Regions from separate parts of the Homo sapiens genome. Here region 1 is linked to region 2. Evidence: chromatin contacts called from ENCODE Hi-C or POLR2A ChIA-PET data. All regions are on one chromosome and are shown on one strand. The core of a region is the stretch at or near the end of the contact, and the rest is flanking DNA. Distances in the headings are between cores, read along the strand shown. Region 1 overlaps FAM83F (family with sequence similarity 83 member F). Region 2 has its middle 130 kb from the start of CACNA1I.

Region 1 (2,700 bases), core at 68-2,567, 320 kb after region 2:
GGTCTCTCACATGCACAGAGACCTGAAGCCCAAATCCCGAGAGGCACCCAGCCGAAACGGCATGGGAGAAGCGGCCCGGGGGGAGGCCGCCCCCGCCAGGCGCTTCAGCAGCAGGCTCTTCAGTCGCCGAGCCAAGAGGCCTGCGGCGCCCAATGGCATGGCCAGCTCTGTCTCCACCGAGACCTCTGAAGTGGAGTTTCTGACGGGGAAGAGGCCCAACGAGAATTCCAGTGCTGACATCTCAGGTGAGCCCTCTTCCCTCTGGCCTGGTGCCTCCCCAGGCCTCTGGCCCTCGCCCCGCATCGGCTCTTATCCAGGAGCACTGCCTCATACCTGCAGAGGAGTAGATTCCATCTGTGGGCACAGAGAGGGCAGGAGCTCTGGGGTTCCGGGGTCCTTGGTTCCCATTCTGGCCCCGGCCATTAGCTGCCTGGAGGCCTTGGGCAAGTCCTGCAGCTCTGAGTTTCATTTTCCTCTTCTCTGAAAAAAGAGAAGGATTCCAGGCTTGGCATGGAGGGGTCTCAGAGCTTCTAATGCTACTGCTAGAAGGCATTCAGATCAGCCCTCATGGTAACCCAACAAATCAAATAAGCTGAGAAACTTTCTCCTTTGTAAGTGAAGAAACGGGGGCTCTGCACAGTGGGGTGCATGGCTGCAGCTCGACCCTGGCTCTGAGTTGAGGGCTCTTTCTAGCAAACCTTTTCCCTTGCCAGATCACCTATTGTCAGGATCTCACCTGGTTAGACACACCCCACCCTCCCCTGTACCCTACTGGTGCCCTGACCCAGTTTCCTGTCTCTGTGACGGGCAGTCCGACTTGGTTTCTCCACGTCCCTCTGCTGAGTGCTGTCTGCCCAGCTGCTTGTCCCTGGGTGGGATTGTTCCATGGCAGCGTCTTTCTGGGCATCTCTCTGGGATCCCCAGGAGGCCCTGGACTTTATGTCTCTCTCTGCAGCAGTCTCTGGGGTGGCCTTTCAGGTGGCTGGTGGCGGTGCCTTTCTCATCTCTGCATCCCTGAGTCAGGGGACTTTCCATGGTGGGGTTTCTCCCTCCATCGCTGTGGAGCCCAGTGATGAGAACTGGGCTCTGGCTGGCCAGGTGGGCGATGGCAGGGCCTGAGGTCTTGTGTGCCCGGCCCAAGGGCTTCCAGGACTCCTGCATTCCTGCACACCAGCTTTAACCGGATTGTGATGGTGTGAGAGCAGGGAGCACAAGTGTCATCCCCTCTGCTAATTCCCCAGCACTGCTTTGGAGTCTGACACATTCTGTGCTCAGGAAATGTTGGCTAACTTTGCTTCTTGGAGTTGGAACAGGCCTGGGCGCCTCTGTGGCTGTGGGCACAGTGGGAGTGTCAGGGCGTTCCTTCTGTTTGGCCTGGAGACGTTGACTGAGCTGCTGGCTTGCCAGGTCCTGCACAGGCACTCTCTCTCCCCTTCTGCCCCCACAACCACCCTTCAAGCACAGAGGTGGCAGATGGCTCGGAGAGGTGAATGAAGTGGTCCCAGGTCACAGGAAGTGGTAGTAAGGCCAGGATTCAAGACCAGGCATGGGCACAGCCATGTTCTGTCAGGGGAGGGGTGGCTGGCCCCATCCCCATTCCTCCTGGGCTCCCTGGCTCCCCTAACACCAGCTGCTGCTGCTGCTGCTGCTCCTGCTCTGTACCTCTGGTTTGGAGGAAGGGTTGCCATGGTGAACACCTGGCAAGGGAGCGAGGGGAAGAGGGGAAGGAGGTGGAAGAGGGGAAGGAGGGGGCGAGCCGACAGCAGCAAGGACTATTTCCCGAGTCCTGACTGAAGTGGAGTGGAAGCTTTCTCTTCCTTCAGCCCCTCGCCCTGAGATGCAGTTTCCATGGAAACTCAAAGCCCATTGTCTTGTCCCTTCCCGCTGCCTTCTGCGTGTCCCTCCACATCCATGTCCCTGCTCCCACATCTCGGGTGGTCACGGCGGCCCTGCCCCTGCTGCCGCTCTCTGGTGTCTGCACATGGTGCCCAGGAGCCAGCCTTGCAGACACAGACGGTACCCTTGGGAAGCTCCTCTCCAGGGCACCTGATGCTGGGATAGAGAGAGAGAGGGAATAGTGAGGGCGAGGGCACGGACAGCCAGGAAGGTCCGGGGATGCCCGGAACCATCATCCCGTTCCTTGTCCGTCCTTTAGACGAACACAGAGCAGCCTCCTCCGGTAAGGCTTCTGCCCACCTGGGTGGGCGCCCAGTACCTGCAGTCCTGAAATTCACGCACCTTTCCTCTCCCTCCCAAGGCCTGAGGGAGAAGCAGCAGCTCCTCTCCTGTCTTTTGCTGGTTTTGTTTGTTTTTAAGACAATGTCTCGCTGGAGTGCAGTGGTGCGACCACAGCTCATTGCAACCTCAACCTCCTCGGTTCAAGCGATTCTCCCACCTCAGCCTCCTGAGTAGCTGGGCTCACAGGTGTGTGCCACCATGCCTGGCTAATTTTTTAAATTGTTTGTATAGACAGGGTCTCATCATGTTGCCCAGGCTGGTCTCCTGGCCTCAAGTGATCCTCCTACCTCTGGGCCTCCCAAAGCGCTGGGATTATAGGCACAAGCCACCGCGCCTGGCCAGGAGCTCCTCTCCTAAGAGGCCCTTTTTCACGGCCTCCAGCTTCCCACACCATGGCCAAGTGGGGCTGCTTCAGTGTCTCCCCTCAGGCAGCAGCAGCTAAGCAGCCAGGACTGCATGTGT
Region 2 (2,700 bases), core at 30-2,529:
GAGAGGGCAAAGAAATGGTCAACTGTGCGGGAGAAGCTGAACACACATTCACTTCCTAGAACAATTGTCCTAATGCCTAATTTGGGGGATAAAAGAGACTGAGCGTCCATCAGGATACTAGCGTTTCCCATGATGCTGATGTTGATGCTTTCCGGAAAAATACTAAATACCAGATTCTTCTAGAACTGTTTTCTGCTTTGCCAGTGCTCCGAGTACACACTTTGTCCACCTATGAGCCCCTTGACCACAGTGCAGAGAACACTGTCAGGCCGCAAACTCTTGGCCGAAGGAGAGAATTCCCTGGATGCTGGTTCCCTTGGGACCCAGTCTCCCATGCCCCAGCCTAGTGGGTCTCCCCAGAAACACCTGGTCACTTAAGACTTGGGTGCTGGGCCCTGCCCAGGAGTGGCTGATCCCTGCTGAGAATCAGCGTTTCTACAAGCTCCCAGGTGCTGGTCCCAGACCAGTCTGAGAAGCGCTGCTGTAGCTGATGACCCCCTCGTCTCCTCAGCCTGTTGCAGGGTTAACACCCCTCCTCCAGGAAGCCTTCTGGCAGAAACACCTCAGCAGGCAAGCTCTGCGTCTCTATCATGGTCTGCTAAGAACGCAGCAGATGCAGAATCAGTTGCAGCTGAATGACTGGCTGTGTGAATCTTTTTTTTTTTTTTTTTTTGAGATGGAGTTTCACTCTTGTTGCCCAGGCTGGAGTGCAATGGTGCGATCTCAGTTCACTGCAACCTCCGCCTCCTGGATTCAAACGATTCTTAAAGGGCACGTCTGGCTGGGGATCTTCGGGCGGCGTTAGAGGCTAAGGATACCTCTAGGCCCTCTCCCCCACCAGGAAACACACACACCCCCCCACATACCCACACACACACCCCCCACACCCACACCCCCCACACCCACACCCACAGCCCCACCCCCGACACACACACTCTTTTCTCTTCACTGGAGCTTCCACCTAGGTCCACACAGCCTTTTACCAGCCTTCCTGAGTGCCCACTGCACCAGGCCAGGTGCTGGACTCTGGTTCATCCTCCTGCCCATTGCTCTGGATAAGTGGGGGCTAAAGCCCAGGAGCGTTTTGTAAAGATGGGATCACGGGCCCTGGGGTGCTTCCGCTACCCCCCAAGCCCTTCAGACCCCACTGGCCCCTTTCTGCTCTCCATACCCTAAGGGAAGGCTATGTCCTGACAAGTCCTCGCGCCTCCTCTTGCTAAAGCTGACAGTCGCCTGCCAGGGGGATTAACTGGAACGCCACGGGCAATTGATCCCAACAAGCTTAAGATGTCCCGTTCCAGGAGAAGGCCCTGCTGACAGGGGAGGCAGCTGCTGAGGCTGCTGGCAGGGATCCTGCAAGAGCAGCTGTGAGCCCTCAGCCTGTCCTGGGGGACAGGCCCTGGGAGGGGAGGGGAGAAGGACAGTGCTGGGTGTATTGGGGTCATGGCTGCCCCCGCCAGGAGGGAGCTGGGGGTCCTGGGGCTGCCCCAAGAGGTGCCAGAGGATTCAGGAATTCGGTGGGGGCGGGCAGTGGAGGCGCCCGGGGGTACTCAGGTGGCTGATTTATGAGGCCAGATTAAGAAGACTGATGGCCTGTCCCTTAGCCAAGAAATGAGTCCTGTTGCAAACCGTTGAAGGGCACAAAGGTGGAGGAGGGAGAGGCTTTGTAGACAGTGGTTTGGGAGTAATGAGGAATAATGGGCTGAAACAGAGCCGGATAGCAGGAAAGCTGGCTTGGCTGTGAAGTCTGCATGAGCTGGAAGCCAGCGCTGGCAGCGAGGGATAGGGCCGTGATCTTGAATCATGGGGAACCTGACTGGACCAGGCGTGGGAGGCAGAATGGGATTTGGCCCAAGACTATTCGTCTGCAGCCACCTTGGGCTATGCGGTCACCCTGCTGTCCCTGGACTGCCTAACTCAGGTGGGTCAGAAGTTGGCCTATGTTCCCACTCTAGTGGGGCACCTGCAGGCTGCCTGTGGGTCCGGAGTGGCCAGGAGGGGTTGGGGCCCCAAAGAGTGACTGGCTGGAGGAGGAAAGCTGCAGGTGTGGCCTGGGCCCTGGGCTCCAGGCAGGCTGAGACCCCATTGCACAGTGGGGCACCTGAGGCCACAGTGTGCAGGGCAGGGATGCCAACGCCACAAGGGCCAGTTCCAGAGCCCAGCTTTCTGTTTAGGATCTTCTTTTTTTTTTTTTTTTTTTTTTTGAGACAAAGTCTCGCTCTGTGGCCCAGGCTGGAGTGCAGCGCGATCTCGGTGCACTGCAACCTCCACCTCCCAGGTTCAAGCAATTCTCCTGCCTCAGCCTCCTGAGTAGCTGGGACTATAGGCATGTGCCACCACACCCGGCTAATTTTTGTATTTTTAGTAGAGACAGGGTTTCAGCATGTTGGCCAGGATGGTCTCGATCTCCTGACCTCATGATCCGCCCGCCTCGGCCTCCCAAAGTGCTGGGATTACAGGCATGAGCCACTGCGCTTGGCCTGTTTAGGATTCTTGAAGCAAATCCCATTTCTGTTCAGGAGCCGCAAAGTAAATTTCGAGAGGAGCTCCGCTTCCTGCCTGGCAAAGGACCTATGGGGAAAGTTCTGGAAGACCAGGAAGGCTGGCCTCACCACTTCCCCATGCTCATGAAAGCATTTTGTGAGCTCCCTGAGACATGTTCCGGGATCCGAAGCCCCCCTGGGGAAGTGTGCTGCGTCT

What was found. Hi-C counts contacts between places; a loop is a spot of excess contacts on that map. ChIA-PET counts read pairs that join two places held with the same protein, here RNA polymerase II (POLR2A). Pooled maps may share reads with other maps.
Region 1: a map of CD4-positive, alpha-beta T cell shows a loop between it and region 2 (2.0-fold over the local background). The contact joins two enhancer-like sites. A Hi-C loop is called at or near these places in 3 of 168 maps with a recorded cell type or tissue (CD4-positive, alpha-beta T cell, PC-9 and heart right ventricle), 4 of 37 single-sample maps with no recorded cell type and 4 of 50 pooled maps. POLR2A ChIA-PET finds 5 or more read pairs at or near these places in 1 of 52 experiments (H1).

What each region holds. Positions count from the first base shown.
Region 1 is chr22:40,021,719-40,024,418 of GRCh38, forward strand. It overlaps FAM83F (family with sequence similarity 83 member F), which reads left to right. Exons shown (of 5, transcript NM_138435.4): 4 at 1-245. Among named protein-coding and RNA genes, the nearest start is that of TNRC6B-DT, 21 kb to the right of the region's middle. RefSeq lists enhancers at 962-1,462, 1,463-1,963. Within about 2 kb of position 1,318, at least 2 of the 41 ENCODE cell types and tissues checked have a DNase peak (open chromatin) inside an H3K27ac peak, as active enhancers do.
Region 2 is chr22:39,702,717-39,705,416 of GRCh38, forward strand. No RefSeq gene overlaps it. Among named protein-coding and RNA genes, the nearest start is that of CACNA1I, 130 kb to the left of the region's middle. Within about 2 kb of position 1,280, at least 2 of the 41 ENCODE cell types and tissues checked have a DNase peak (open chromatin) inside an H3K27ac peak, as active enhancers do.